Regions from separate parts of the Homo sapiens genome. Here all the other regions are linked to region 1. The links are chromatin loops, found by intact Hi-C in ENCODE. Cell type or tissue: Calu3. All regions are shown on one strand. Links, peaks and the distances in the headings refer to the core of each region. The heading gives the core; the rest is flanking DNA. Region 1 has its middle 14 kb from the start of LINC01504. Region 2 holds the start of LOC105376080 (a long non-coding RNA gene). Region 3 overlaps TMC1 (transmembrane channel like 1).

The links. Hi-C counts contacts between places; a loop is a spot of excess contacts. Peaks named below come from ENCODE experiments on the same cell type or tissue, not always from the same donor. Only the 100,000 strongest peaks of a DNase experiment are listed, where the experiment ranks them.
Region 2: a loop joins it to region 1, with 3 times the contacts of the local background. A loop is called at or near these places in 12 of 110 quality-filtered maps.
Region 3: a loop joins it to region 1, with 6 times the contacts of the local background. A loop is called at or near these places in 32 of 110 quality-filtered maps.

The regions. Positions count from the first base shown.
Region 1 is chr9:72,286,867-72,296,527 of GRCh38, forward strand. No RefSeq gene overlaps it. Among named protein-coding and RNA genes, the nearest start is that of LINC01504, 14 kb to the right of the region's middle. In Calu3, for the core only: no CTCF peak of the experiment used is centred there; DNase peaks (open chromatin) are centred at 6,255, 7,665 and 8,295.
Region 2 is chr9:72,470,882-72,482,204 of GRCh38, forward strand. LOC105376080 (a long non-coding RNA gene) reads left to right here and starts at 7,187. Exons shown (of 3, transcript XR_929925.3): 1 at 7,187-7,503; 2 at 8,373-8,545. It also overlaps the pseudogene LOC100289351. RefSeq lists enhancers at 2,727-2,826, 6,172-6,466. In Calu3, for the core only: no CTCF peak of the experiment used is centred there; DNase peaks (open chromatin) are centred at 6,380 and 7,460.
Region 3 is chr9:72,745,961-72,757,283 of GRCh38, forward strand. It overlaps TMC1 (transmembrane channel like 1), which reads left to right. Exons shown (of 24, transcript NM_138691.3): 11 at 5,890-5,996; 12 at 8,826-8,924. Among named protein-coding and RNA genes, the nearest start is that of LINC01474, 120 kb to the right of the region's middle. In Calu3, for the core only: no CTCF peak of the experiment used is centred there; no DNase peak of the experiment used is centred there.

The DNA.
Region 1 (9,661 bases), core at 1,662-9,661:
ATTTTTTACATACAACATCATGTCATCTGCAAATGGAGACAGTTTTATTTCTTCCTTTCCTATCTGGATGCCTTTTTTTTTTCTTGCATAATTGCTCTGGCTAGAACTGAAAGTACATTGCTGAACAGAAGTGGTGAGAGAAGACATCCTTGTGTGTTCCTGGTCTTAGGATGGAGCAGCTAGTCTTTCACCTTTGGGTATGATATTAATTGAAGTTTTTCATAGATGTCTTTTGTCAGGTTTAAGAAGTTCCCTTCTATTTCTAGTTTGTTGAATGCTTTCATTATTAAATACTGTTGAATTTCATCAAATTTTTTTCCATATCTACTCTGATGATCATGTAATTTTTGTCCTGTATTCTATTAATATAGATTATTACATGACTGATTTTCAGATGTTGAACATTCATGGAAAAAAATCACATGTCATGGTGTATATTTGTATATGTTGCTGATTTGGTTTGGGTTTGCTAGTGTTTTGTTGAGGACTGGACATGGAGTCTTTGATACATATTTGTTGAATGAATGAATGAATGAATGAATGTTTAGAGAGGGAAGGCCTTACTCATATAGGCAAGACCTACAATACATGCACATCATTTTGGGAAATTCAAGGATATCAGATTAAGTAGCCCTGAAGAGCTTAGCAAGATATATTATTGCAGAATCACCATGTGGAAAGGAGGTAGTTACATTGAAGCAGACAGAACAGTGATCAGAATCAAAAGATGGGGATGATAGCCTTACTTTGCTAATTCCTAGCTAAAAATCTTATGTATTTAACTTATTTTAACAGGCTCCGTTTCTTCATCTGTAAAATGGAGGTGACATGTTGGGGGTAAGCTTGGGAAAGAATTATATTTAATTTAATAATCTTGCAGATACCTTCTAGCTCTAATAATTTATAATTATCTAAAATGCCATGTGAAAAATAACAGATGTTGGTGAGGATGTGGAAAAAAGGGAACACTTGTGCACTTTTGGTGGAAACGTAAATTAATATAACCTCTGTGGAAAACTATACAGAGATTTCTCAAAGAACTGAAAATAAAACTGCCATTCAATCCAGCAATCCCACTACAGGGTATCTACCCTAAAGGAAAACAAATATTATATCAAAAGATACCTGTACACATATGTTTATCATAGCACTATTCACAATAGCAAAGATAAGGAATCAACCTAAGTGTCAATGGATGATTGGCTAAAGAAAATGTGGTAAATATACATAATGAAATACAATGCAGCCATAAGAATGAATGAAATCATGTCTTTTGCCACAACATGGATGGCACTGGAGGCCATTACCTTAGGTGAAATAACTCAGAAACAGGAAGTCAAGTACTGCACATTCTCATTGACAAGTGGGAGCTGAATAATGTGCACTCATGGACATAGAGTACAGAATAATTGACATTGGAGACTCGGAATGGTGGGAGGGTGAGGTGGATGAGGAATGAGAAATTATTTTATTTTATTTTGTTTTTTTTTTTTTGAGACTGAGTCTCACTCTGTCGCCCAGGCTGGAGTGCAGTGGCACAATCTCGGCTCACTGCAAGCTCCACCTCCCAGGTTCACACCATTCTCCTGCCTCAGCCTCCCGAGTAGCTGGGACTACAGGTAACCGCCACTTCGCCTGGCTGATTTTTTGTATTTTTAGTAGAGACGGGGTTTCACCGTGTTAGCCAGGATGGTCTCTATCTCCTGACCTCACGATCCGCCCGCCTCAGCCTCCCAAAGTGCTGGGATTACAGGCGTGAGCCACCGTGCCCAGCGGAATGAGAAATTATTTAGTGGGTACAATGTACATTCTTTGGGTGACAGTTACACTAAAAACCTGGACTTCACCACTATGCAATATATCCATGTCACAAAACTGCACTTGTACCCCTGAAACTTACACTAATAATAATAAAAAGAGAAAACAGCTTACAATGCATTTCCAAAAGTAAAATAAAAATAAAATGCCATGTGAAACTCAATTTTAAGGAGAACATTTTATATGTTTTTGTAGTTCTCATTTAATGTCTCTGGAGTAGTTATGGGGAGAAAGATGATAAATGATTTTAACACAGTATAAAAATGTAAAGTCTATTTATAGGAGCACAGAAAAGAAAGTGGCTAGTCCTCTTTAAGGGAGTATGATTAAAATTAAAGAAAAGATGGCACTTGAGTTGGGTCCTGAGACATGAATAGGAGTTTGCCAGCTAGAGAAGGCGGAGTAGAGAGATGATATTTTTCTGTTTCTGCTACTACATCTCCTAAGTTCTTACTTTAAAATTTTTAAGAGGTAAATATTTTACTTGCTACTGAAATGTTTTTATAAATACTTTGTGAAAGAAAATCCCTTGGTCTAGAAAGGAATTTTGTATCTACAGAGAACTCAATAGTGTATTCTTATCTTGCTGCTGAAGTCTGAATTTTCTGGACTGGGTATGTGATGGAAGTAAATTTGAACAGGCAGTATATAAGTCCACTTTCATACTGCTGATAAAGACATACCTGAGACTGGGCAATGTACAGAAGGAAGAGGTTTATTGGACTTACAGTTGCACGTGCCTGGGAAGGCCTCACAATCATGGTGGAAGGCAAGGAGGTGCAAGTCATGTCCTACATGGATGGCAGTAGGCAAAGAGGGAACTTGTGCAGGGAAAGTCCTGTTTTTAAAAACCATCAGATCTCATGAGACCCATTCATTATCACAAGAACAGCACAGGAAAGACCCACCCCCATGATTCAATTACCTCCCACCAGGTCCCTCCCATAACTTGTGGGAATTATGGGAACTACAGTCTGAGATTTGGGTGGAAACACAGAACCAAACTATATCATTCCGCCCCTGGCCCCTCCCAAATCTCTTATCTTCACATTTCAAAACTGATCATGCCCTCCCAACAATCCCCCAAAGGCTCAACTCATTTCAACATTAACTCAAAAGTCCAGAGTCTAACGTCTCATCTGAGACAAGGCAAGTCCCTTCCACCCATGAGCCTGTAAAATCAAAAGCAAGCTAGTTACTTCCTAGATACAATGGGGGTACAGGCAATGGGTAAATACAACTATTCCCAATGGGAAAAAATGGCCAAAACAAACAAACAGGCCCCATGCAAGTCCAAAATCCAGCAAGGCAGTCAAATCTTAAAGCTCTGAAATGATCTCCTTTGACTCCATGTCTTATATCTGAGTAATGCTGATGCAAGAGGTGGGTTCCCATGATGCTGGGCAGCTCTGCCCTGTGGCTCTGCAGGGTACAGCCTCCCTCTTAACTGCTTTCATGGGCTGGTGTTGAGTGTCTACAGCTTTTCTGGGTGAACTGTGCAAGCTGTCAGTGGATCTACCATTCTGGGGTCTGGAGGATGGTGGCCCTCTTCTCACAGCTCCACTAGGCAGTGTCCCAGTAGGGACTCCATGTGGGGGCTCCAACCCCACATTTCCCTTTCATACTTCCCTTGCAGAGGTTCTTCATGAGCGCCCCACTTTTGCAGCAAACTTCTGCCTGGACATCCAGGCATTTTCATACATCCTCTGAAATTTAGGGAGAGATTCCCAAACTCCAATATTTGATTTCTGTGCACTGGCAGGCTCAATACCATGTGGAAGCTGCCAAGGCTTTGGGCTTGCACCCTCTGAAGCAACAGTCCAAGCTGTACCTTGGCCCCCTTTAGTCATAGCTGGAGTGGCTGGGACACCGGGCACCAAGTCCCTAGGCTGCACACAGCAGAGGGACCCTGAGCCCAGCCCATGCAACCATTTTTTTCCTCCTAAACCTCCAGGTCTGTGATGGGAGGGGTTGCCATGAAGACCTCTGACATGCTCTGGAGACATTTCCCCCATTGTCTTAGGGATTAACATGCAGCTCCTTATTATTTATGCAAATTTCTGCAACTGGCTTGAATTTCTCCCCAGAAAATGGGATTTTCTTTTCTTTTTTTTCTTTCTTTTTTTTTTTCGAGATGGAGTCTCACTCTGTCACCCAGGCTGGATTGCAACAGCACAATCTCATCTCACTGCAAACTCCGCCTCCCGGGTTCAAGTCATTCTCCTGCCTCAGCCTCCTGAGTAGCTGGGATTACAGGCACCTGCCACCATGCCTGGCTAGGTTTTTGTATTTTTAGTAGAGGCTGGGTCTCACTATGTTGGCCAGGCTGGTCTCAAACTCCTGACCTCGTGATCCACCTGCCTCGCCCTCCCAAAGTGCTGGGATTACAGGCGTGAGCCACTGCGCCTGGCCAGGATTTTCTTTTCTATCGCATTATCAGGCTGCAAATTTTCCAAATTTTTATGCTCTGCTTCTCTTATAAAACTGAATGCCTTTAACAGCACTCAAGTAACCTCTTGAATGCTTTGCTGCTTGGAAATTTCTTCCATCAGATACCCTAAATCATCTCTCTCAAGTTCAAAGTTCCACAAATCTCTAGGGCAGGGGCAAAATGCCACCAGTCTCTTTGCTAAAACATAACAAGAGTCACCTTTGCTCCAGCTCCCAACAAGTTCCTCATCTCCATCTGAGGCCACCTCAGCCTAGACCTTATTGTTCATATCACTATCAGCATTTTTGTCAAAGCCATTCAACAAGTGTCTAGGGAGTTCCAAACTTTCCCACATTTTCCTGTCTTCTTCTGAGCCCTACAAACTGTTCCAACCTCTGCTTGTTACCTAGTTCCAAAGTCACTTCCACATTTTCGGGTATCTTTTCAGCAACACCCCGCTCTACTGTTACCAATTTACTGTGTTAGTTTGTTTTCAGGCTGCTGACAAAGACATACCCAAGACTGGGCAATTTACAAAAGAAAGAGGTTTATTGGACTTACAGTTCCATGTGGCTGGGGAGGCCTCACAATCATGGTGGAAGGCAAAAGTCAAGGAGGAGCAAGTCACATCTTATGTGGACGGCAGCAGGCAAAAAGAGAGAGCTTGTGCAGAGAAACTCCCGTCTTTAAATCCATCAGATCTTGTGAGACCCATTCACTATCATGAGAACAGCACAGGAAAGACCCGCCCCCATGATTCAGTTATCTCCCACTGGGTCCCTCCTACAACACGTGGGAATTATGGGAGCTACAAGATGAGATTTGGGTGGCGACACAGAGCCAAACTATATCAGGAAGTAAGACATATAATTTGGGGGGGCCTTCATTTAATTTATAATTTTCTTTTTTTTCAAGATGGGGTATCACTGTATTGCCCAGGCTAGTCTCGAACTTCTGAACTAAAGTGATCCTCCTACCTTGGCCTCCCAAAGTGCTGGGATTACAGGAGTGAGCCACTGTGCTCAGCCTAATTGGTGGTGGGGAGGAGGAGGCTCTTTAAATGATAATAAAGAGCTGTCAGGTTGCTAATAATAATAAAGGGTAATAATAATAAAGATAATAATAATAGTAATAATAATAAAGAGGTAATGATAAAGAGTGTCAGGTTGGTCTTTAACAGAACGACATAGTTCTTTCCAATTTTATTTGTCATGTCACCACTATTCCATCAGGGGGCAAACTTTTTACATGAAGTTCCTTCATAAATAAGATTTCATGTCCTTTTTCATGGACTTCAATTTTTGTGTATTTATCACTGTCATAATTTGCTTAGGGTGGAGGAAGTAGAAATTATGTAAAAGAAGGCTATTCCTTAAATCATAAAGGACAAGAAATCAGAGAACATGTTCCCCAACAGAATGAAAATAGGTAGTAATGAATGCTCAGCAGTAAGACACCATCCACAAAAGCTGTGTTCAGGCATGAAGGGGTAACGTGGAGATAAGGCAATGACTCAGAAAACCCAGAAAACAGAATGCCCTTTGAAAGCATTTTTGGACCATTTATGTTCAAGTGAAGATTGCTTTGACTTAGACCAAATACAGTAATTGCTTGATTTTTTTTGCATTTAGATATCTTTCCATAGATAAATAATGAGCAGTGTATTCATTATGACTACTTGTATACATCATGGTGGGGTAAGATTATTAGACAAGAATTTAAGGGACTCAACTTAGATTTTTCTCTTCCCTCTCCTTACTTATTAACTACTTCCCTTTGCCGGGTCTTATTTTTCTCAAGCACAAAATGGAGATTTTGTCATTTGCTGACCTCACTGGGTTGTTGAGCTAATCAAGTGAAATAACACATATCAAAGAGGCTATTAAAAGAAGTAAGTTGCATACATGTAAGTTGTTTTTAAAACAAGAAACACTTGATGTCGCAACCATCCTCTTGCTGGTAGGAGACCATATTCTCAAAGGCCACAAGTAAGAGTGCATTGCATAGCCTTACATTTCTTGGAGGGATGCCAGCTGCACTCAACACTTTCATGTAAAAAGCATTTATCACTGAGGCACAAGATCTCAGCTAACCAAAGACTTTTTCTCATTGGAATGGCAAGTGCAGGTCTTGTTAGTGAACCGTGTAAGAGTCAGAAACTAGTCCCCCAAAATTATAGCGGTATTTATATACACATTGTAATTCATGAGCACTTGTTCTGTGTCAGGCACTGGGTTTAGGCACAGGGAATACTTCAGTGAACAAAATAGATGAAAATTAAATGTTTATGAGGTTTCTTATTTGCTCATTTAAAAGCCTTTAGTTTAGGGAAGTTTGCAGTTTCTCTATGTACATATTTACTTAGAAATGATGAGGACATTTCGAATCTTTAAATACAAATATTGATTTTAAAAAATTCATCTCACTCTTGGGCAAAGTTTCATGAAGAAATCAGTTTCATCTGTGCTCAATGCTAGTTATTCAGCATCCATTACCGAGGGTCTAAAAAGGTGGATGTTAAATAGAGTAGCTTCTGGTTTAATCTACATCTTCACCATTTTCCAAGATTTTTTCTCTTTTTTTCTGAAAGTTCTTCTCTATCCCCTTCTTACAAGGACTTGAGAATAAATCACCTCGTAATAAGCATTTAATAATAACTAACACCAGGTGCAGCGGCACATGCCTGTAATCCCAGCACTTTGGGAGGCTAAGACAGGAGGATTACTTGAAGCCAGGAGTTCGAGGCTGCAGTGGGCTATGACTGTGCAACTATACTCCAGCCTGTGCAACAGAGAGAAATTTTGTCTCAAAAAACAAACAAACAAACAATTTGCACAGTGCTTTTAATTCACAAAATACTTTTTTCATTCATAATCTCACTTGAGATGTCCAACAATCTTGTTCCTAGACAATATTTCCATCTTGCAGTTGAAGAAACAAAGGTTCAGGGATAGTAAGCAACCTACTCAAAGGTGCATAGCTAATGAGAGGCATTGCTCAAATTCAACATGCATTTTCTGTATCCAGATCTCAAGACCCTTTCCGAAGGCCACCTCTTTCCTGTTGCTTTAGAAAGTAAACACATCACCAGAGTCTTTGGTGTTCCAGCTTCTTTTTAGGCATGCCTAAGGTCAGATTGTCAAGAAATTTGTTATAGTTATTAAAAAGTTATGAGCAAGTGGGGCGCGGTGGCTCACGCCTGTAATCCCAGCACTTTAGGAGGCTGAGGCGGGCAGGTCACCTGAGATTGGGAGTTCGAGACCAGCCTGACCAACATGAAGAAACCCCGTGTCTACTAAAAATATAAAATTTTTAGTATTGTGTTTAGGGTGTGGTGGCACATGCCTGTAATCCCAGCTACTCAGGAGGCTGAGGCAGGAGAATCGCTTGAACCCGGGAGGCGGAGGTTGCGGTGAGCGGATATTGCACCATTGCGCTCCAGCCTGGGCAACAGAAGCGAAACTCTGTCTCAAAAAAAAAAAAAAAAAAAGTTATGAGCAAGTTTTAAAATATTTCCTCCTTTAAGTTTGAGTGAGTTCCTCAATCTGAGAGTCTAAAGGTTAATGGAATCAATAATTAACACTGCTGGTATAAACTATGCCCCAGGTCTACTTCCTTATTTACCCTCCTCTCCAACCCATACTGCAAAAATGCATCAGTGTAAGATTAGGAAAGGGAAGATTAGGAAAGGGAATTTCTTCCAAGTACTCTGTATGAAAGCTATGTTTAAGTGGAAGAACTTTTAAAACTGACTCTGGTTTTTATTTTATTATTTAAAGTAAGAGATATTAATAGTCAGTGAGGCAACAGATAGAGGTCTAGGAGCGAGGAAGAGCACTGATCATCCATTAAAATCACATATCGAGCAAACTGTACTCCAAGGCTAGGAATGGCCAACTTTAGGAAAAGACTCAGAAAACTAGGAAAAAAACAAATAGGAAAACAACTGAGCTGGTTTAGAATGTGAGGCAGAGCTGGGCATTTACCGACCTTGGGGAGTGTGTCGTTGGGTAATTCACATTTTTGAAATTCTGAGTAACTGGCTGGGCGTGGTGGATCATGCCTGTTATCTCAGCAATTTGGGAGGCCGAGGAGGGTGGATCGCTTGAGCCCAGGAGTTCAAGACCAGCCTGAGCAACATGGTGAAACCCCATCTCTACAAAAAAATACACACAAAAAAAATTTTAGCTGGACATGGTGGTGCATGCCTGTAGAGTTACTCAGGCGACTGAGGTGGGAGGATCACCTGAGCGTGGGAAGTCGAGACTGCAGTGAGCTCTGATCATGCCATGGCACTCCAGCCTGGGCAACAGGGTGAGACCTTGTTGAATGAAAAAGAAAAAAAAAAAAAAGGAATTCTGAGTGACTGTGAGTGATCTTCACGCACTTACTGGTGACCACCTGAACAATGCCCAAGGTGGACATTGGATGTGCATGGAAGAAATCAGATAGTGAGGAAGAAAATTAAAGAAAGGAAAGAAGAAAGAGAACAGAAAGACGTAGGATTAGCCATGCACTCAGCGCTCACCGCTCCCCATCTCTGCTATGGATGTCCTAGCCCTGGATTAAGAGGAGATGGGATTGAGAATTTTATATCCTTGTCCTTTTTGCTTCTGTCAGACTCTTATGTTTCCTGGGCCCACAGCAAACATTTATGGGTCCAGGGCAAGAATACAAAGGGGAACCATATATGGCCAAATATGTTATGTCTACATATTTAAAATTTATAAATCAAGTGGACACTGACAAATGGCATATCTTGAAAAATACACCTTTTAATGAGCTAGCAGGTCAGGTTTGAATTGAGAATTGTCAGAATTGTCAAAGTTTTACGTTACAACATGGTGACATAGAGAGAGCTAGCCCTGGCCCTCACTAAGGTATAATGCTTACCTCCCTACTCTTGAACCCTCTGTCCTGAATCAACCATGAAGGAGAAGGACCATATGTGAGTGGCATGGATACCCTGGACCACCCTGGACCACGCATTCGAGCTCTGTCTACACCACACAGGCAGCACCATCTTGGTTATGCTATGGCTAGGAGTTTTCGCACCAGTGGCTCAGTCTCCTCTCCAAAGGACAGACGTGAGGATGAGGTCTTCAGAGGCCCTGGGAGAGGCCTTATGACATTCAGCCAAGGGTGGGAGGGGAGATTGCTGGATTCCAGGTGGGCACATCCATTTGGCCTCATGAATTTCTTGCTCCATTAGGAGAGACGTGGCTTGGGGAGAGCCAAAGCAGAACTCTCTAAATTATGTGCCCAGGACAGGAACTCTCCTTGCCTGGCTCTAAAAGTGATACTGCTATGTCCTGGTGTCCACTTGATTTTCAAATCACACAAAATGCATAGAACGTTCTGTTTCAAACAGCTCTGAAGGCAGGAGCTTATGTGCTGCCATGCAAAATATGC
Region 2 (11,323 bases), core at 1,772-9,771, 180 kb after region 1:
GATGCTGTCTCAAAAAAAAAAAAAAAAGAAAGAAAGAAAAGATAAGAAACTAGGGGAATGGGTAGGCCTCTGTAAAATTGACAGAGAGAAGAAGCCCCTTAAAGTGGTTGGTTGCAATTGTGTAGTAGTTAAGGACTATGGCAAGGAGTCTCAGCCAAGGATGTTATCGAAGGGTCCTTCAAATGCAATAAATGAACACATAAAACTTTGGCTCTCACACATACACACACACAAATTGTTGTGGCTATAAATGCAGCCATAGTTGTGTTGATAAATTCTGATCTTGTCTTTGCTATTCCTTTGGGTAGTTCATCTGTTTTTATGGAAATAAAGCTCGCCTTTGTATGGATAATTTCACCTAGACCAATTTTACCAATTCTGGTCATGCAGTTCTAACTTCTTGCATGGTGGTTTCACTGGAACATTACCAAATTACCCCAGGCACATCATGGCTAAATGAAAAGTCATGTTCTTTGTCTGTAACCAGTGTCTGCCTCTTGAATTTCCTGTGTCTTTTAGTGGTTATTGTCATTGTCTTAGTTATTATAGCTTAGATCCACGGGGTCATTTTGGATCCTGTCTATTTTGCAGTGACAATTATTATTATTATTATTTTTTGCCTTCATTCTTTTCTATTCCTAAACATACTATACAACATTTGAGGTAAATTTAACTTTTAAAACATTCAAGCCCCAGGAGGCTGAGGTTGCAGTGAGCCAAGATCACGCCGTTGCACTCCAGCCCAGGCGGCAGTTGGAGACTCTGTCTCAAAAAAAAAAAAAAAAAAAAAAAAAAAATCAAGCCATCCACTAACTTTTCCAAAGTAATCTCCTGCTATAATCAAGATCAATTATCTTCTTCTCCCAGTGTAGACTACTTAATGTCTGCATTTTTATTTTCCAGTGTTTTTCACCCACTTCTTTCCAAAAATAATGGTCTTCTTCCTCTTTTCCACTTAATCTAATGATCTCTTCCCATCAAACTTCCTTCTCCAGAAACTTTCCCAGGTTACTGCAGCCTGTAGCCATCTTAATCTCTGAATGGCTGCCTCGACACTTACTATTTCCTTTGAGTCACACAGTGGCCCTATCAACTCAGTGTCAGACAGGCATAACAAAAGCAGACCCAGGATGGTCAGAGTAGGGGATGGGGATGGATGAGGATGAGGGATGTGAAGATGGGGGTGTCAAATGATAGAAGTGTGTTGACAGGAGGCCAAGAGCTGAAAGGGGATTGTGGCCAAGGTTAGATAGTGAATTTGCTCAATAGGAGACACAAATGTGAATAAAAGGTGCATGAAAGTCAATCTTTGGGAAAGCCAGGAGAACAATGAGAATAAGTATTGAGTTAAACCGAAATATCCCAACTTCCGATAAGATTTCTAGTCACTGTGTCTTGACTAGTGCACAGTCCCAGGCCACAGGGCAGATTAGGAGACAGAACATAGGTGTGGCATTTGACACATGGTTCCTAATCCCGGTTCTGCCACTTACTTTCTGTGTAATCTTGGGCAAATTACTTGAACTTTCTGAGCCCGTTGTTTTCATCTCTAGAATAAAGATAACAAAACCAAGATTATAAAGTCATCGTGATGATGAGATAAAATAAAATAATGTAGATAGGCTGGGCGCGGTGGCTCACGCCTGTAATCCCAGCACTTTGGGAGGCTGAAGCAGGCAGATCACGAGGTCAGGAGATCGAGACTATCCTGGCTAACATGGTGAAACCCCATCTCTACTAAAAATACAAAAAAATTAGCTGGGCATGGTGGCAGGCGCCTGTAGTCCCAGCTACTTGGGAGGCTGAGGCAGGAGAATGGCGTGAACCCGGGAGCTGGAGGTTGCAGTGAGCTGACATCGTGCCACTGTGCTCCAGCCTGGGCTACAGAGTGAGACTCCATCTCAAAAAAAAAAAAAAAAAAAAAAAATATATATATATATATATATAGATAGATAGATAGATAGATAGACAGATATAGATATAGATAAAGTTCCTAGTGGATGCTCAGTAATGGTAGCTATCAAATTTTTACTTGGTCTGAGAATAATTACTCTGATTACTCTGTAGCTATGAATGAAAACTATCTTTCTTATGATGTATAAAGAAAATATCATTACTACATCACTGTGTCAATAAAGCTTAGTGTTCATGAATGTCAGCCCATAGCTTAAGTATGTAAGAAATATTGCCTTCCTTTATTCCTTTTTTCCTTCCTACCTTCCCCTCTATTTTTTTCTTTCTATTTAATTTTGACTCCAATATAGACTGTTGGGAGTTTCAATCTCAATGATTCTTGGGATTCCCCACCTTCTTCAGTTTTACACCAAGGGTGCAGAATCTTTAACTGAGGCACTAGGCAAATCCTGCTACTCACTGGTCTCTGTCTACATCAAGTCCTGCTGAGATGCCTACCATGCCTAGAACTCCTTCCGACGTTTTCCACAATTGGACACCAGGGATCTTTGGTCAATCTAGGAATACTAGGTCTAAGTCTAGTGTCTTAGGAAACCACATGGAAATACGGAAGGAAGAAGGACAGAAGGAAGAAAGGGTGGAAGAAAGGAAGGAAAGAAAAAAGCCACTGGCTCAGGGTCAACTGGGTTTGTTTATTAGGCAATAGATTAACAGGTGAAGAAAGCCATGTAGTCTAGGTAGAAATGAAAACCTCTGGAGGAAAAAATAGAGTGGAAAAGAGCAGAAGGAAAAAGGCCATGGAAAAGCCTAAAGCCCAAACTATTGTAGAGATTTTTCATTTGCAATTTGCAAGTTTTCTTCTGGTAGAAGAGACATGCAATGTATAAAGGGTATTTCCAGTTGACTCAGAGAAAGAGAACTCATGGGTCATGTGAAGCAGGAAGAACATAATAAATGACTTCATGGTTTGGTCTTACTCTAACTTGATTACTTGACTTCATCTTGTTTCTTCACCTGTAAAATGTAGAAGTTCTAAACACAAACTCTTAAAAATATATTTGAATTCTAAAATTCTCTAAATCATGTGAATTGAGAAAGATAATTTTATAGGATGGGCTTTGCTATGGTTTTCAGAGTCATGACTATGAAAGAAAAATGAAGTCAGAGGCAAAATAATCTCTTCTTCTTCCCAGGTGCCATTCCTCTTTGACTGCATCTCTGTTACAGCAGGTATAACTTTCAGTTCTGATTTATGGCCTTTTACTGGCAAGTCTTATCTTCTTGTTTACTACCAGTTTAAATTCTTTAAGGAACTAATTCAGCTACCCAGACCTATCTTCCTTCTCTTTTCCCTCCCTGCTCATACATATTCTCCTTGAACCTAGTAAGCACAAACAATTTTTTCATAAGCAAATGGAAATGACCAGCTTTAAAAACTCAATAATTTCCTCTGAAGGTTACTCGTTGACTTCTCTTGGAAAGTTGTTTCTGTGGCTTACATCCTGACAAACTGAAACTGCTTTTGTCCTAACATATTTATTATTAAATTTTCACCACTGTGCTTAATGCTTTACAGTAATTTTCTCTTTTAATCTCACAACAACCCTGAAGAGCAGATCTGAATGCCATTTTGAAGACAGGAAAACAAAGGCCCACAGAGGTTATAGGATTTGCTAAAGATCATTCAGCTACTAAGGAGCAGAAGCAGGACATGATTCCAAGTCTTTCAGATTCCAAAGCCCACCTCCATATAGTAGAGGTGCGTTCTCAATTCTCTAAATACAGCTAATAGTAACTACTTCACAATTGGAAAGGCCAACTGATTTGTGGATATGCATAGAATAATAATAACGGTAAATTTGGAAACAAAACGACCTCTCCCCAAATCACTCTGAACAGAGTCTGATTTTTAGCAGCTATTTTGTGATATAACATACAGCATTGAAGTCTAGCCTTGAGTTTGTAATCATGGTGCTTACACAGGGTCATCAGGAGTTTGCAAACACAGTTACTCTGCTCTTAAGCAACAGAAGTTTTCAGTGAGAGAAAAAGGAAAACATTTTAAATATAAACATTTTGGAAAGAAACTGATGACCCATCCCATTAGAACGATTCAGACGGGAAATAATAGCCCTTTACTTTCAGCTTATTCTGAATAAGCAAGTATTTTCAGTGTGCATTCCATAATGACTCCCAATTCTCAGAACACTGAAAAACCTTTCAACAAACTCCAGAGGAAAATAAAGTCTGCTGTTGGTGAGACAGGGAACAAGATACCATCATCGCACAGTGACTGCCCAACTCTACAATAAACACATCAGGGAATATCTCCTGTATGTGTATGACACATTCTTAATCCACAATAAATATGTATTTGAACAGTAGATGTATTTTTCTTTCTAAAGAACAATTTTCTGTAGATATTTATGTCTGATTAAACATCAGAACAGAATCTACTTGCCTGTTCTCAGAAGTCCCTGTTTTACCTTAAGTATCCCTTTTTCATAATCTGGTTCAGTAACAGCTTTTTTGATTGAAAACTTCTTTTGGTTTGACAGTTTTTTTAATGTATGACATAAAAGTTTTAATTTAATATGCCAACTCATCTACTCTTTCCTCATTTATACTTTTTTTTTTCCCTCCAGTGGCACGATCTCAGCTCACTGCAACCTCTGCCTCCTGGGTTCAAGAGATTCTCCTGCTTCAGCCTCCCGAGTAGCTGGGATTACAGGCGCCCGTCATCATGCTCGGCTAATTTTTGTGTTATTAGTAGAGACGAGGTTTCACCATGTTGGCCAGGCTGGTCTCAAACTCTTGACCTCAGGTGATCCACCCGCCTCGACCTCCCAAAGTGCTGGGATTACAGGCATAAGCTACCACACCTGGCCTATACCTTTAAAAAATAAATAAATAAATAACTAGGCCGGCCAGGTGCAGTGGCTCACGTCTGTAATCCCAGCACTTTGGAGGCCAAGGCGTGTGGATCACGAGGTCAGGAGTTTGAGACCAGCCTGGCCAACATGGCGAAATCCCATCTCTACTAATAACACAAAAATTAGCTGAGCATGGTGGCGGGTGCCTGTAATCCCAGCTACATGGGAGGCTGAGGCAGGAGAATCTCTTGAACCCGGGAGGCAGAGGTTGCAGTGAGCCGGGATTGCGCCACTGCACTCCGTCCTGGGTGAAAAGAGCGAGACTCTGTCTCAAAAAAAAAACAAAAAACAAAAAAAAAAAACCAAACTGGACTGGGTGTGGTGGCTTTAACTGGACTGGGTGTGGTGGCTTACACCTGTAATCCCAACACTTCGGGAGGCTAAGGCAGGTGGACTGCTTGAGCTCAGCAGTTTGAGAGCAGCCTGGGCAATATAGCAAGACCCTGTCTCTACTAAAATCAAAAACAAATTAGCTGGGTTTGGTGGCACATGCCTGTAGTTCCAGATACTTATGAGGCTGAGGCAGGAGGATCACTTGAGCCCAGGAGATTGTGGCTGCAGTGAGCTATGATAACACACCCTGGCAACTGTTTGCTGCTACTGCTTATCTCACACAGGTGAGGAAAATGACCTCTCTGCGTGTCATTTCTGGCTCTATTACTCAAACTCTCTGACTCTAGCAATTATGGAGAATAAACAAAATTTTGGAGGAGAAAACATTAATTATTCACTTTTTGGTGAAATATGTCGATTTTTTGGTATATGTATGATTTTTAGTCTTTACATAGAATTTTCTCTATTGGATTTTATATTTTAGTAAATGAAAGAAAAATCTCATTTAAAAATGTGTGTCCTATATTCCTATTACCATGAGTTTCTACAAATTATAATAAAATCTTTTTACTGGAAAATATCTACAAAATAGCAAATTGATAAAGGAATGAGGAATATTTCAAGCTACTTCCAAGGATGATTGAAGTTTGACAAATTCAACTCCCAGAATCCATCATTTTTGAGGCTGATGGTTGTTTGTGTGTGGGTGGGTATGCACACATGTGTGTTTATGTGTGCAGAGATGATACTAAAAACCACAGATGACAAATTGGTGATTATTCTCACAGATATGTTTTGACCTCCTAGCATAGTATGTTGCAAAATCAAATTTATTGCAAACATTTATAAATCAGCAAACAACAAGAAAGCAGAATTCTGTAATCTCTTAGAAATGAGAAAATGTGGCAAAATGGGACCCTTAAACTCTCAATGCAAAGATTGGCTGGAGTTACGGAGAGACTGCAGAAGTAACCAGTGTTCATGATTTCCAATTATCTCATTCATCCTCATTGCTATGCATTACCTACCTGGCCCCTGTAGATATTTGAGTTTGAGGCCCTTGCTTTGAAGAAAACTCTGTGGGATTTCTTTCTAAAGTGGTCGATGACTCACTGATTTTATGGATAGTGACTCACAGTAGAGACATATTGGAGGTGTCTCAGGCCAGCTCACCAGCCAGGTGTAAAAGAAGGCTGCCTGTTAAGGAGCTCTAATAGCCCCACCCCTTCAGGCTCATGTGGATGAAGAGTCATATTGGAAGAGGCAAGAACAGCTTCACAAATCCTGAGGGAATGTGCCAAACTTCCATCCTCCTTGGAAGCAGCTTGAAATTGTACAACTGTCTTAACTTTCACTCATCAATGTACTGTTTTGTTATTTGACAATAAATGGGTTTTATTATAATTTCTAGAAACTCACTGAAGGTAGGCACAAAAAGGACATAGATTTTTAAATTAGGTTTCCATTCATTTATACAAAATCCATGGCCTGGATTGAGAACACAGCCTTTGCTTTCTTTCCTATTCTTACTTCTGGGAGGGAAGTTTCTGACTGTGAATATTGTCCTCAGAGGACTCTCATTTATTAATACAAAGGCATGTGTATATGTAAAAGTGTATGTAAACCAGCAGGCTTGGCTTGGCTTTCATGGAGCAAAACTAAGAGGTCTGGCAATTGTCCTGGTAATCACCTTGATAAAAACAGCAGATCTATTTCTGTTCCATGATGGATATTCTGGCTTTAAATTAGTTCAATTATTATGGTGCCTGAATTAATTAACCAGGTAATTCTGCAACTGGGAAAAGTCTCCTTCGAGATGGAGTGGGTATCTCCTGCTTATGCCTCTATTGCTATGTAGCTTTTAAGTGGATTAATTTTAGAAAGTTCAGCTCACAAAGTTCCTTTTCCCTTACTGACAGCCCTGTAAACTTGACTTTAGATCTGTAACGGATGTCACTACTTCAAAGAACTGTAATCCTGTGTTTGATACACTCCTCCTGCCCCCAGGACATTATCTGTGCGAGAGAAGGGAAGCCAGGAACCCAGAAATGGTCTGCAGGGAGGTGAACTGGAATGGCAATACATGGTACACGGAAGAGCTTTGCCTCTGACGATGACCCTCAGCTTTCCTGCTGCTCTCTTCCTAGGTTTTGTTTCTAAGTATCTGGGCTTTGAAGAATGGGGGTGGAGGGATTCAAAGAAGACTTTTAGGAGGAGCCAGTCCCACTAGCAGATATTGTTGCTCTAACTCTGCCTAAGGAGCAATTTCTGGCCCTGAGTCATGATCCCAAACAGGAAGTGCTTCTGAGTTCCTCCAAACAAGGTATGTGGATGAGGGGGTGGAGTTTAGTACACAAATACCTAGCTGCCAGCCTTTCATGTTTACCAGGGATCAAGAATAGGTCATTTAAGGTCAAAGATATATCCTTTCTTGTCACTCCAAAGAATAAATAGTGTTGTCTTACACTCTAGGTGAAATGCTGACTTGAACTCCAGAGATATATTTGCTTTGGAGTTTTTCTTTCTTTTTTTTTTTTGAGACTGAGTCTCGCTCTGTCGCCCAGGGTGGAGTGCAGTGGCGCGATCTCAGCTCACTGCAAGCTCTGCCTCCAGGGTTCACACCTTTCTCCTGCCTCAGCCTCCCGAGTAGCTGGGATTACAGGCACCCGCCACCACGTCCGGCTAATTTTTTTTTGTATTATTAGTAGAGACGGGGTTTTACTGTGTTAGCCAGGATGGTCTCGATCTCCTGACCTTGTGATCCACCAAACCTCGGCCGCCCAAAGTGCTGTGATTACAGGCGTGAGCCACCGCACCCAGCCGGAGGAGTTTTTCTTTAATGCTACCCAAACGCACTCTATAACTGTTATGGGCTTCAAAGAATTACATGAATAAAGTGGCTTAAATTTAACTTGTGTTCATGTTTGATCAGTTTTCTAGAGGAAAGTTTAAAGCCAAAACACTGGGGAATTGTGGGGGCAGGAGAGGGTAAAACAACTTGTTTCTTTCTGAGGTGCAACTAATATTTGAGTATAAATTGGTGTTTGAGTAGAATTGTAGAAAAACAAAATACAGGGTTGAAAGATGTTTAAGAGGTCCTGTCCAACTCTCTTCCTGAGGATGCATGAATCACCAGCCCACTCCGATTCATTCTCTCTGAAATGCTTCATCTTTTTTTTTTTTGTTTTTCAGGTTTTTGCTACTTCAGGAAACCATAGTTGTTGGCTGATTTAGAAAAATTACAGCAGCATTATACAATAAGAGCTATTTCTGCCCTCTTGTCACTAAAGTATAACAATATTGCGTCCGGAATTGGTGGGTTCTTGGTCTCACTGACTTCAAGAATGAAGCCGCGGACCCTTGCGGTGAGTGTTACAGTTCTTAAAAGCGGCACGTCCGGAGTTTGTTCCTTCTGATGTTCGGATGTGTTCGGAGTTTCTTCCTTCTGGTGGGGTTCGTGGTCTCGCTGGCTCAGGAGTGAAGCTGTGGACTTTCGCCCTGAGTGTTACAGCTCTTAAGGCGGCGCGTCTGGAGTTGTTCGTTCCTCCCGGTGGGTTCATGGTCTCGCTGGCTTCAGGAGTGAAGCTGCAGACCTTCCTGGTGAGTGTTACAGCTCATAAAGGCAGTGTGGATCCAACGAGTGAGCAGCAGCAAGATTTATTGCAAAGAGCAAAAGAACAAAGCTTCCACCTTGTGGAAGGGGACCCGAGTGGGTTGCCACGTTGGCTGGGCGGCCTGCTTTTATTCTTTTATCTGCCCCCACCCACACCCTGCTGATTGGTCCATTTTACAGAGAGCCAAGTGGTCTGTTTTGACAGGGTGCTGATTGGTGCGTTTACAATCCCTGAGCTAGACACAAAGGTTCTCCACGTCCCAGCTAGATTAGCTAGATGCAGAGTGTCCACACAAAGGTTCTCCAAGTCCCCACCAGAGTAGCTAGATACAGAGTGTCGATTGGTGCATTCACAAACCCTGAGCTAGACACAGGGTGCTGATTGGTGTGTTTACAAACCTTGAGCTAGATACAGAGTGCCGACTGGTGTATTTACAATCCCTTAGCTAGACATAAAGTTTCTCCAAGTGCCCACCAGAGTCAGGAGCCCAGCTGGTTTCACCCAGTGGATCCCGCACCAGGGCTGCAGGTGGAGCTGCCTGCCAGTCCCGCGCCCTGCGCCCGCACTCCTCAGCCCTTGGGTGGTCGATGGGACTGGGCGCCGTGGAGCAGGGGGCGGCACTCATCAGGGAGGCTCAGGCTGCACAGGAGCCCATGGAGTAGGGGGCGGGGAAGGCTCAGGCATGGCGGGCTGCAGGTCCCGAGCCCTGCCCCTCGGGGAGGCAGCTAAGGCCCGGGGAGAAGTTGAGCACAGCAGCTGCTGGCCCAGGTGCTAAGCCCCTCACTGCCCGGGGCCAGCGGGGCCGGCTGGCCACTCCCAGTGTGGGGCCTGCCGAGCCCACGCCCACCCGGAACTCGCGCTGGCCCGCAAGTTCCACGCACAGCCCCAGTTCCCGCCCGCGCCTTTCCCTCCACACCTCCCGGCAAGCTGAGGGAGCCGGCTCCGGCCTTGGCCAGCCCAGAAAGGGGCTCCCACAGTGCAGTGGTGGGCTGAAGGGCTCTTCCAGCGTGGCAGAGTGGGCACTGAGGCCAAAGAGGCGCCAAGAGCGAGGGAGGGCTGCGAGGGCTGCCAGCACGCTGTCACTTCGTAGTATCTAGTATGTAATAGACCTTACACTGTAAGAAAACTCTGTTCTTAGCTGAGTAAGGAAATTCCGAAAACAAGGCCTCTACCTGTGATTTTTGAACTGGGAACCGTCAGGTCAGTTTCCTGCATATCTAGGAATACAAATAATGTTGCCTTGGGGAATAGACTTGGAAACACAGGAAAACACTTTCTGTACATTATCATTTCCATTAATTTGAGCAAGTGTTGATCAGAATAAATTATTTATGTGAGCACTGGGAGCTGCCTCCCTATGCGCAAGGCAATCTGTTAAAGATTTGCTATCATGCTAGTGAATGGGGGGAATGGAGTAGTACATTTTATGAGTCATAAATGGAGCATTAGTCCTCATGTTTGCATTTGGAAGTGAACTCTTGGTGAAATGTACTGTAAAACAAAACAGAGCATGGAAAACCAGATTCACTAATGGCATAAATCAAAATAATGGAAAAAAGAAACCTCTGGTAATATGCCAAATATGATAATCACACTGCAGATTAGCCATGATCATTAAGGCAGAGAGGGATTTGAACTGTGGAAGGATCGGCTGACCCATGTTTTCATTTGATTTCTAACAGAATGTGTCTCTTTGCCATAGCTTTTCAGAGAGGGCATGTGAACGTCAGTAGAGAAGAGCATGAACAGAGTTCATGTGGTTTTCCTACATTTATTAGAGTCATTGCATTTTGCTATAGTGTCTACAGGCAAGGTATAGCTTCCAGGGATAACCAGGTAGTTCCCCTACAGCAAATAAGTGACAGTAAGAACAATTAGAACAATTTTTAGTCTAACTGTTTCACAGACATTATTGTATTTAACGCATGCAGTAAACCTGTGAGGCAGGTGCACTATCATTAACCCCATTCTACATTTGGAGAAACTGAGGCACAGTAAAGGTAAGTGCCGCGCTCAAGGTCACACAGCTAGCAAGTAGAAGAGTCAAGAATCAAACCCAGGCAATAAAGTTCTAGGCATTATACTCTAAATCATTGAGCTAAACAATTTTGAAAGATTTTGTTTTGCATTTTACAAAGTTATCTAAAATTCACCTGCATTGGATTTCTTAGGGGTGCTTCTTAAAATGAAATTTCGCAGCCCAGTACATCAGATAACACAGTCTCTGGAAGCTGGGCATAGTTGGAAGATTAACAGCTCTCTTGTATAGCAAAGTTTGAGAATCTCTGTTCTAGTGAGTGTGGGAGGGAGATAGAAATTCTTTTTGGTTTTCTGGGCCCAAAAGATGCCTTGCAAAACTCTCTGAATTTTATATGTAAGTTTATGTCATCTGCAAATAGAGATAGTTTTACTTTCTTTCCAATCTGAATGCTTTTTATTTCTTTTTCTTGCCTAACTGCCCTGGCTCGACCATCCAGTACCTTGTAGAAATGATGAGAGTGAACAACCTTGTCTTGTTACCGGCTCTCC
Region 3 (11,323 bases), core at 1,685-9,684, 460 kb after region 1:
ATGTATATGTAGGCATGTGAAATTCATTAATCATACTTTTGATTGATAAATCCTCAAAAATTTGAATGCAAAACAGATTTATACTAAGAGGGGACTATATAATTGCCTTCTCAAATTCTTTTTGAAATAAAGTTGGTTAAGTGTGTACCCTACTTATAGAATACATATTTAATTATAAAACGGATATAAATGCTTTTCTCTTAAATAAATGGCCATTTAATCTTACAAAAGGTTCAGAAGTATCATTGTATTCCATTTCGACATCAGAATCATCTAATATATATCTTATTTAATCCTCAGAATAAGCCTGACATTATTGATTAACTGAGCAAATAGTGGATGCCTAACATGTTTCTAGGCACTATTGCTACTGCCAAAGACAGCAGAGACTCTACCCTCATTGATCTTACATCCAAATGTGTTAATGTATGTATGCTTGGATGGGGAAGACAGAATATAATATAAGCAAATAAATAATGACGGTAATTGTGGATTGTAGTAAGTGGCATGGTCAAAAGAGGAGCTGTTGCCTTCCATTCCCAACAGCCTTTCTAATCCACTTTTCCCCACTCTCTGCTCAGTATCTAGATAATACCAAATAAGTATTTTTAAAATGTGGCTAAAGGAGTCCAAAATTAACAGCCTTTACTGAGTTTTCCCAAAGCTCTGTCCAATAATTTGCAGAATCAAGAGCGGGACCCAAATTAGAGTCTAAAATTCATACTGTTTCCATCTTGATTCCAGTAAGACCTAGATCTCTTTATTAGTGTGAAGCGGATTCTCACCTGATGACTCCCAACTCTGTTTCACTTAAAAAATAGATTTGATAATTCCTGCCACAGAGGATACTGTGACGTTATGCATCACTTGGGAATACTGTGGGGTTTTACTGTCACGTCAGCCTTAAGGGGATCATGCCTAAAACTCGATGGTTGCTCCTGTGGACACATCTTATTCATCTCATTGAACTGTGTATTTTTCTGAAGCAACTGCATGTTTGTACCCCCAGGAAATATAATCTATACCCATTGTGATGCCAACATTATTATTAAGACCATAAATTAAATAATTGAATGTATTTCTAGCTGGGGATTACAAATTTTTCTCAGGATCAAAATCTACTTTTTCCTAATAGTAGATTGCATCATCAAAATTATAGTTTCAGAAACCTATTTTTTTTCAGACAGGAAATAGCTTTGGATAGGCAAGCCAAAGCACAGGGCTTAAACCTTATGTTTCCTTGCTGCCCTAAGGATTCTAGAAAATACAAATCAAATTTGTCACATTTAATTCCCTACCCCTAAATAGTTCGAAAAAATTGTGCTTCACATTCTAGCCTAACATGATGGTATTTATATTGTAGTCACACAGCAGGTCATTTAATTGGTCTTTTCCCATTTAGAAATACTCATATTTATCTGCTTGTCTTATTACCCATCTATTCAAGAGGAAATGATGTGTTATGACAGACTACAAATTACTTTGCCTTAATAATAAACAACCAGAAAGAGAGTTGAAATTTTAACTTTAATTTGAAAGAAACAAGAATATTCAGGAACAAGAATATGCTTAAGCATAAAGCCTCAGTTTAATACGTATCAGAGACTCTGTTTTTTGGTTGTTGTTGTTGTTTGTTTGTTTGTTTGTTTTTTGAGACAGAGTCTTGCTCTGTTGCCCAGGCTGGAGTGCAGTGGCGCAATCTCGGCTCACTGCAAACCTCTGCCTCCTGGGTTCAAGTGATTCTCCTGACTCAGCCTCCTGAGTAGGTGGGATTACAGGCTCCTGCCACTATGCCCAGCTAATTTTTGTATTTTTAGTAGAGACGGGGTTTCAACATGTTGACCAGGCAGGTCTTGAACTCCTGACCTCGTGATCCACCTGGCTCAGCCTCCCAAAGTGCTGGGATTACAGGAGTGAGCCACCGTGCCTGGCTGAGACTCTGTTTTTATACATTAATAATTTACTATGGAAGCAGCATTTATCAGTCTGATTAAAGAAATAAGAATTGGTCATTATGGGCATCAAATTTGTGAATCTGACTGGCTTTAGCTGATTGATGGATATTATCTATACCTATTGTTTCAGAAACACATATTCATTGCATGTTTATTGTATATATCATAGTCTTAAGAAAATTAATTGAACTATGTTTTACTTAAAGGGCCATATAGCAGTGTGGTTAAGAGAGATCTAGATTTGGAGTCAAACACCTGTAGCTCAAGACTGCCTGGTTTAGAAGCCTGGCTTCCTTGTTTACTAGCTATGTAGCCTATAGATCTAAGTCTCTGTAAAATGGGAAAACAATAGTTCCCATTTCGTAGGGATTTGATGATCATTAAATAAGTTAATACATATAGATCAAATTGGTGTTTGAAACAGTGATTCACTAAATGTTACCTATTATTAATCAACTTTTGATTCAGTCAACAACTGTGTTAAAGTTTTTGTTTCCTGATTCATAGTGGGACTAATAATACTTAACCTCATTAAGTTCTAGTGGCAGCATAATGAGTTGATGCTGATAAAGTTCTTGGAACACATAACTGACCATCAAGATATACTAGCTATTATTATTATTATTACTCATTTTGCTTCCTTACACTGAGAGATTAAGTATGTTAAAATTGCTATTCTTTTCATTTATGCTCTTTTAGTCACACTAATCAGGCATTTCTTTTTAGTGAACATCAGTTTTAGTTAACAACATCCGGTAGGATAGAACCACTAGATAAAAGGGATAAAGAGGGAAGATTTCTTCTTTTTTGTTTTTGTGTTGAGACAGGAAAAACTGGAGTTTTATGACAACTTGTTGTTTCATTTTCTCTACTTTAAGATCTTCATTTGTTTTGTTACTGTGTTTTCTCCTCTGCTATTGATAGGTCTAGTGTGGAAGAAACTTTGTCTTCTGGATTTCTTAGTCTCTTCCACCTGTGTCTGGGTCTTTCCTATAATCGTTCTAGTTTTAATGAAATCTATTGGCCTGCAATTCATTTTCTTTACACTTAAGATTCTGTAAAGACTCAACCTCCAAATAAAATAGTTGTGAAGCCACTCTCAAATCTGAGAACTGGAGTTTGGAAGTTTTGGACTCTAAAGTATATTTCATTATGATGCTTAAGCATGTTGGAGGAGGGGATACTTTCTGAAACATCTTAATTCACTTCTGTCTTTTGCATTTAAGTATATTTGTACCCTACACGCAAGAAATTCATTTGTCAGGGATTGTGTGTAGGTGCTGAGAGGATGGGCCGTGGCAATAATTAGAAAAACAAAAGCATAAAAAGTGAGGAAGGAAGAAAGGAATGGTGGGTTAGTATCCTATATGCGGGATTTCATACTGGAAGATCTTACATGCGATTCCAGGGAAAAACTTACATTGATACCTAGTGACCAAGGCTTTCCTCCAGTAAATGAGTAACTGTAATGAGTAACAAACTGTAAGTCCACTGCCTTCAATAAAACATGATGAGTGAACCTGGCTGAGCAGCCCTCAGGTAGTCGTTACCAGAGAATGTAGATAACGGCCATGAAATGGTATGAAGTCACTGGGAGCCAAGTGGGTGATCAGATGTCCTAGGAGAAGCAGACCAGTGCACCTGGTGACAGTGCTGGGCTGGGCTGAGGTAGGGTGGGGTGGGGTTGTGTATCAAAACCACACACCCTTAGAAACCTTATAGAACTCTGCACCCCTCGGCAATGTGAAATCAATCCAAATTCTCTTGTGAGCATAAAGAAAAATATTGACTTCAAAATCATTGATTTTTTCCAAAATATCCATTTAAAGATTGACTTCTTAAGTTTCTAAAAAAAAACCTGCCACTGTTTTACAGGAATAAGAAAGATGGTAGGTAAAGAATAGACAAAGGGGCCAGGTGCAGTGGCTCACTCCTGTAATCCCAGCACTTTGGGAGGCTGAGGCGGGTGGATCACGAGGTCAGGAGTTGAAGACTAGCCTGGCCAACATGGTGAAACCCTGTTTCCACTAAAATTACAAAAATTAGCCAGGTGTGGTGGTGGGTGCCTGTAATCCCAGCTACTCAGGAGGCTGAGGCAGGAGAATTGCTTGAAACTGTAAAGCAGAGGTTACAGTGAGCCAAGATTGCGCCACTGCACTCCAACCTGGGTGACAAGGGCAAAACTCCATCTCAAAACAAAACAAAAAAAGAATAGACAAAGGTCCAGAAATAGAGGTGTTACTGTCCTGTGAGGCCGGCCTCATCTAAGTAAGTAGAGGCTGGAATTTGCTACCCATGAACCTTCCTTTTCCATTGATAATGCTTCCCCACTGATAATGTTTCAAAGCCAGAAGGCTCCAGAAAATCATTGGTCAATAGAGATGTTTAGCTGAATGTTAGCTGAATGGGACAGAACACATGGGCTGATGCAGCCAGGGACTGAAGGTGTTTGTTGTTTTTTCTTGGGCAACTGACAATGATAATTTGGAAGATTGGGAAAGCTAGCAACTTGGTGCTGAATCTTAAATGACCGTCAAAGAAACTTTTGCTTTTGTAAATCTATGAAATCTGAACCTAAGACTTAACCTCTTCATTTTTCTTCTTCCACTCTCTGCTTTAAGAGGGTGCTTTTTTTTTCTCTCTCTCCCAATGAGAATTAACCAATCACTTTACTTTTCACTTCTGGGGGCAGGGGTGAGTTGACTGAACATTCTTGCCTATTGCCTATTCATTCCCCAAAGCTGAAGTGGTTTTTTAAAAGTCATGCTCATCACCCCTTCCTCTGGCCCTAATGCTTAACACCTGTCAATGACTTCTCCTTACATTTTAAATAAAATTCTCACTCTTTACCATGGGTTGAGAGGCCCCACACACTGTGGTTTGGCCTCTCCATCCTTATCTGTCACCACTTTCCCTCATTCATGTACTCCAACTGCACAGGCCTGAGTTTTATTCCTCAGTAGTCCCAAGCCCTTGCCCCTTAGGATCTTTGTTCTGGCTTTTTCCTCTGCTTGAGCTGCTCTTCCCCAGCTCAGCATGTTGCTGTCTTTTCTTCAAACTTCAGATCTCTGCTTAGATGACATCTCTGATGTTCTTTCCTTGACAAAACTTTCTAAAGCTACCCCTTTCAATACTTTCCCTTCCCTCCTGTAGGACCTGCTATTATCTCTATCTCTATCTCCTGTCATCTACATCTATAGCTAATGTCTATGTCTGTATCTCTATCTCTGTATCTTTCTATGTATCTTACATATTTGTTGTATCCATACCTCACTAAAATGTAAGTTCTATTATAGCAGCACCCGTATCTATGACATTGTGCTTCACATCTAAGATAATTTCTGGCATAAGATGTGTGGAGTGAATGAATGAATTTCAGCTTTTATACCATCCCTGTAAAATTCCAGTAATGGGGGAAACAGCACAGAACTGCTTGTAAGATAACTATCCGTAAAGGATGTGGTAAACTCTTTTTGAGAAGAACATTGTTTGCCTGAGAAAAGGAAGAGAAAATAGCAGTAATTATAATTATAGTGATAGCTAATTACTAGCTAGGCACTGTAGTTACCTTTACATATATTTGCTCAGTTATCAGTATTAACTCAAGAAATAAAATGCACTCTGCAGGTGGCAATCATGGCTGCTCAGCAAAAGGCAGCTTTCCCTTGGATGGACTATGATGGGGTAGGTCACATGCAGTCTGCATAACTGCATTCTACGTACCTTCTACATTCCACATGACAGGGAATGCTTCCATCATGATTAACATTTTCTCTTCCTGAATAGAGAGAAAAGAATGCTATAGCCTATAAATATAAAAAGGACCAATGCCTCACAATTAATGGATTCATTTTGAAGGCAACCAAGACAAAGCTCTTTTTGTTTGTTTGTTTGCTTTGATCTCTCTTCAAACTTTTTATTTTCTTTGTAATAGGTCAGTTTGGCTCCTCAGTGGCCTCATACTTCCTCTTCTTGAGATGGATGTATGGAGTCAATATGGTTCTCTTTATCCTGACATTTAGCCTCATCATGTTGCCAGAGGTGAGATCTGACTTCCAGTTTACAAAACATGCTGAAAAATGTTTCTCCTAGAAAAGTATTTATCTCTTCTTTAAAGTAGAATAATTAACTGGCTATTTTCACGTCTTAGAGTCATAGGATTTGTAATGAGATTAACCTTCAAAATGGTGCCCATGGGCCAAAGCTCCCAATCCTTGCACTAAAGGGGGTGTAAGCCTCTTGAAATTATATAACTTATGTATAATTTCACATGTATGTTTAAATGTGTATTTTTATGTGGAAAGTTTCATGGCTTCTTTCAGTTTCCCAAGGGGGTCCCTGTTCCTAAATGTTAAAAACTATTGTTCAAGAGGAAGACTTTGACACCTTGTGAGTTGTATTTCTTTATTTTGCCAAGTTAGCTTTGAAAGAAATGCTTCCTTAATGCAACTCAAAGCCTCCAGATTTTCTATACTGAAGAAACACAAAATGAACATTTTCCCCCTAAGATACAAAGTAAGATAATGCCCACAACACACACACACACACACACACACACAAATAGTGGGATGGGATGAGAGTGGGATGGGATGATGAGGTCCAAAGTCAGAAACTAAAACACATAGAGGGTCCAAATCAAAGAAGACAAAGCCCTGAGCTAATGTGGGGAAAGGGTCAGCTGAGGCCAAAAAGCTAGACTGAGGTCAGAGCCTTCACTCATATGAAGTTAAATGATTCTGACACCTTTGAATGCTTACCTTACAGAAGTTGGATTAGGTTTTAGTTAACCTACAAAGGACCTTTTAGGACCAGTATTTCAAAGCAAATTTGGTCCATACAGCATTGACAGTGGCCAAAATTTGGTGGTTTTGGGTGACTTTTTATCCCGATAGCTTCAAATCAGTGCCAGTTTCTATACTAAGACTCCTATTAACATAATAATAATAATAATGCTTTACATTCATAAAGAGATTTGAGCTTTTAATAGTACAAAGCACTTTCACTTCTTTTACTTACTGTGCGTCACAACAAATTTATGATGTAGACTGTAGAAGACATTTTCTTCACCCATTTAAAACATGTAAATGGAGTCACATAATGCTGATGTGACTTAGCTAACATCTTGGAATATATTTTTTTATTAAGCTGATCTAGGACTAGAACCCATGATTCAATCCCTTTCTCTAAGATTTTGCACTTTAATCCACTAGTTTTATAATCCTTGAGATAATTCCAGAGCTTCTAAAGTTGTCTGGCTCGTAGAAGACAGTGACCAAAGATCAGAGGTCCTGTGTAGTTTATTTCCCAAGTGCACACTTTCAGGTAATGAAGCTGAATGTGTGTATTTTATCTATTTCAAATTAACCCCAGCTTTTTTTTTTTTTTTTTTTTTTGCTTACCTTTCTAAGGAAATCTGAAACTCCTCCATTCCATCACTGGCTACTATGACGTTACTTAGTGTCAGATGCAGGTATAAATGGAGTTTTATCAGCAGCATTTATTCTTTCCCCCACACCATGCTGCCTCCATGTGGAGAAAATGAAAGGCTGTTGCTGATTTATTTGAATAATACGAAATTACAGAATGTCTGCTATGTAGTGGATGGAGTGCCTACGTGTTAGGTTGGATGTATTCCAAGAGCTAGGAAGCATTCTGTCTTTGGATACCCTTTTATAGGTTGTATTAGGTGCTGAGGGGCATCCTGTTTTCTGGGCAATGATTACCAACTCCAGCAAAAGAACAAGAGAATGGACACCCTGCATGCTGACTTTGCAGAACCACCAGAGGCCAGGGCAGTCATCTCCTGGCAGCAACGCTGTATTTTTCAGCTGCCTCTACCCGACGGGCTCACTCAGTATTCCTCCAAGGCAAATGCCCTTTTGCCCCAAGGTCCTGTGTCCCTGGGCAAGCCTGAGACCTTGATCTCCTTTGTCCTCTGTGCCCCCGAACTTTGGGGCGAGACAGTGTGTCTGGAACCCACCTTCTATTCTGTTCGGACCAGGAAGCCAGATGGGCCAAAGGCCTACTTTGGGAGGTTGTGCAGCTTGTGCACAGGGAGTGAGCAGAGATTGATGTCCAGCCCTTGTTCAGTCAAGCTCTGCACCCAGGCTTCAAGCCATATTCATCTTCTGTTCCCAGCTTTAGGAGGGAAGTTTCCATCTCACAGAAGAAGCAACATCTGCTTGGTAAGCTATGGGGGCTAGAAAGGTGCTCTTTCCAGTTCTCACCAAGGCACCTTCCTATGACCCTATTCTTGCCCTCTCACTGGCCCACTCTTCCCAGTACTATTCTCCCTACCGTTTTTCTCTTCCAATCTGGTAGCATGAATTTGAGGCAGCAGTCCTGAATTAGTGATGAAGCAGACACCATAATCAGGGTGCAAGTGTTCTCACGTTGCAGACACCCACAAATTACATGATTGGATTTCCTTGAGTTCTCTCTCTTGACATGAAGGACAGAATCTCCCTCCACCCTCACTCCTAAGGGGTATTCTCTTATGAAAGTGTGGGTAAGATTGTTTTGTTGAGTCCTATGTGACTCAAAAGGCTACCTCTCTCCTTTCCAGACTTCCAAGTCAGAACAGTTTGGTGGTGGTGGTGGCAATGGGGTCCTCAGAAAGCCCTCTGGGGAATGTGGTTGACCTGACTGCTGGTGGTCCCCTGAACTTGGAATGCAGGGTCCTTTGCACTCCCTTTGTTCTTACCTCTGGATTTAGTAGTCGATTCCCAGAAAATGGGACCCCACATGGAGACCCAAAGAGTCCCCATAAAAATGTTTCAGAAGGGCTTTTAAACAAAACCATTTGTGATCACATGTGTGGCTCAGACTTTGTTTCTAATTGTTCACTGCTTTCTTTGCTTCTTCATACAGTACCTCTGGGGTTTGCCATATGGCAGTTTACCTAGGAAAACCGTTCCCAGAGCCGAAGAGGCATCGGCAGCAAACTTTGGTGTGTTGTACGACTTCAATGTAAGTGTCTCCACACAAGTGTATTGGTGGGAGGATGGATTTTTATTTAGTTTATTTTATTCTGAAACCCACGGCCTCCTCTCCTGGGTCAGGCTGAATGTCTTAAGAAAGACGTCCCTGCTCCCTTTAAGAAAGAAAGGAAAGAAAGAAAGAAAGAGAGAGAGAGAGAGGGAGGGAGGGAGGGAGGGAGAGAGAGAGAGAGAGAGAGAGAGAAAGAAAGAAAGAAAGAGAAAGAAAGAAAGAAAGAAAGAAACATGTCCCTTTATATAAATGTGACTATGATTTAGGACAATGGTAATATGATTATATGGGAATATAGACTACTGGATAAAGGTGAGCTCAGAGTTCAAAGACTTGAAGCAAATATTCTTATCACTGACTTTGGAAAAGAATAAAGGAAGAGTTTGCAAATGTGCTTTTTGGAAAATCTTGTTGGATTCCTAGGGAATTAAAACTTTTACACTTCCTATTAACCTCTTTACTTCCTAAACAAGCCTCCTATTTAGTATTACTCAATAGTTAGTACTAAATAAAGCTAAATATTGAAAACTAAGAAATACTAAATTCTAACTTTTAAATAATACTAAAATTAGTATTATTCCATTGTAGTATTCAAATGAGCATTACTCCTTGAGCTCCCTTAGGTAGAGATTATTACTATGGAAAGGAGTTATTTCTGTCCATTGAAAAACCATTTTGGACTATATGATTCAAGTCTTCGACAACAATGTAATTCCACATATTCTTTTTTTAAGTAGTGACTAGACTAGAAATGTCTGGAAGCATATGCGTGGGAAAGTAGCCAGGTTGAAATTGAGGAATTGATAATTCAAGTAATTTTTGGAGGCTAGACAATGAGAATAAAATTTTATACAGATTGCAGAATGAAGGAGGGAAAAGCAGACTGCCTGTTTATAGTGTTAATATGTATATCTCACAAACATTTTGATTTCTACTTTTAACCTCCTTAAATTGTGAGTTTCCCAAAGAAGAGATCAGGTCTGCTACATCTTTTCAGCCCGTAATCTAGTCCTCATCCACTACAGGCTAAATGAATCTCATTGACTGAAAATCCTGAGTGAGGGGGATGATTCATAGAGCCTTGAAGTAAGAACCACAGGACCAGTTTATGTGAGGAGTACCAGAACATGCAAACCTTAAGAAAAGTTTCCCATCTCCGAATGAACAAAGCAAGCTATTGAGTTAGCATGAGGCACAATGATAGCAACAAATATGTGGCATTTGTAATCTTCAATCACCCCTGTCAGTTGGACTTTCCATTTCAATTCAGCATTTTTTAAACTGAATTATAAACTTGCATAGGTTTTACAAAGATGAATGTGACATGATTCTTGACTTCAGGGTACTCGTGATATTAGAAGGAAGACACGTAAGCAACCAGTATACAAGATGCTGTGCACAAAGTTAGCAAAATTTAAAAAAAGGAAAAAAGATCCTGGGGAACTGAGCAAGTGGTTCTTATTTCTTCTTAGGCGGGTCTGGGTTTTACAGAAGAGATGGCCTCTGAGTTGGATTTTACCTCTCTTTTCTATCACTTCTAGATTTTATTTCTCTTTTCTACCACTTCTAACTTCTTCCACCTCTTCCTCCTCCCCTCCCTTTATCCCTCCCTTTATTTATCTCTCTCACTTTCAAATTTCAAATAATGCATTACTATGTCCCTTTACCACTGTTTTAATTTCTCATTCTCTTCCTCTGATTAGCAAAATGACAAACTTCCAGTCTGCTTAATAAGAACAAGGACGAAGATCACTGACTTTTTCTGTTTTTTAAGGCATAGCAGAGAAAGGAAGGACTAAAAATATGAACAAAAGGTCTTTTGATTTTTATATATAGATTTCTGAAGTTTAAATACTTCTGAATTTCCCAATGCACTGAAATGGAAAATTTTGGGCAAAAATGTCCATTTGAGATTTGAAAGTTAGTGACTCAGTTGAGGAAGACAAACAGAAAAGTTGCTGTAAGAGAGTTACTAATGAGTGGACAAGAGGGTCTGAGAGGCAAATTCAGGGGAAAGTAGAGGGAAAGGGTTTGGATGATGAGTGTGCTTCCCAAGATTGTATCACTGCCCTTGACAGCTCTCTCACATCCAGTTTGGTGAAATATGATTTGTCGGTCAGCAGGGGATACAGAAACCAGAGTGTTCTATGATAGTTATTTCAAGGCCTGCCTGAAAACAATACTAAGGCAATGAGAGAAATTTTAAAGGTCAAGAAAATATAAGAAAGCCATTACACTGATTTTATTCACTTACAGGCTTGCTGCATGCTGGTATCAGTCATTAATTTGGTATGCATCATTGCTGGGGTTAGTAGTGATTTTAATAGCTGTATTTCTCCAATGTCTGCATCATGCAGTGAACTGTGATTGGTAAGTAA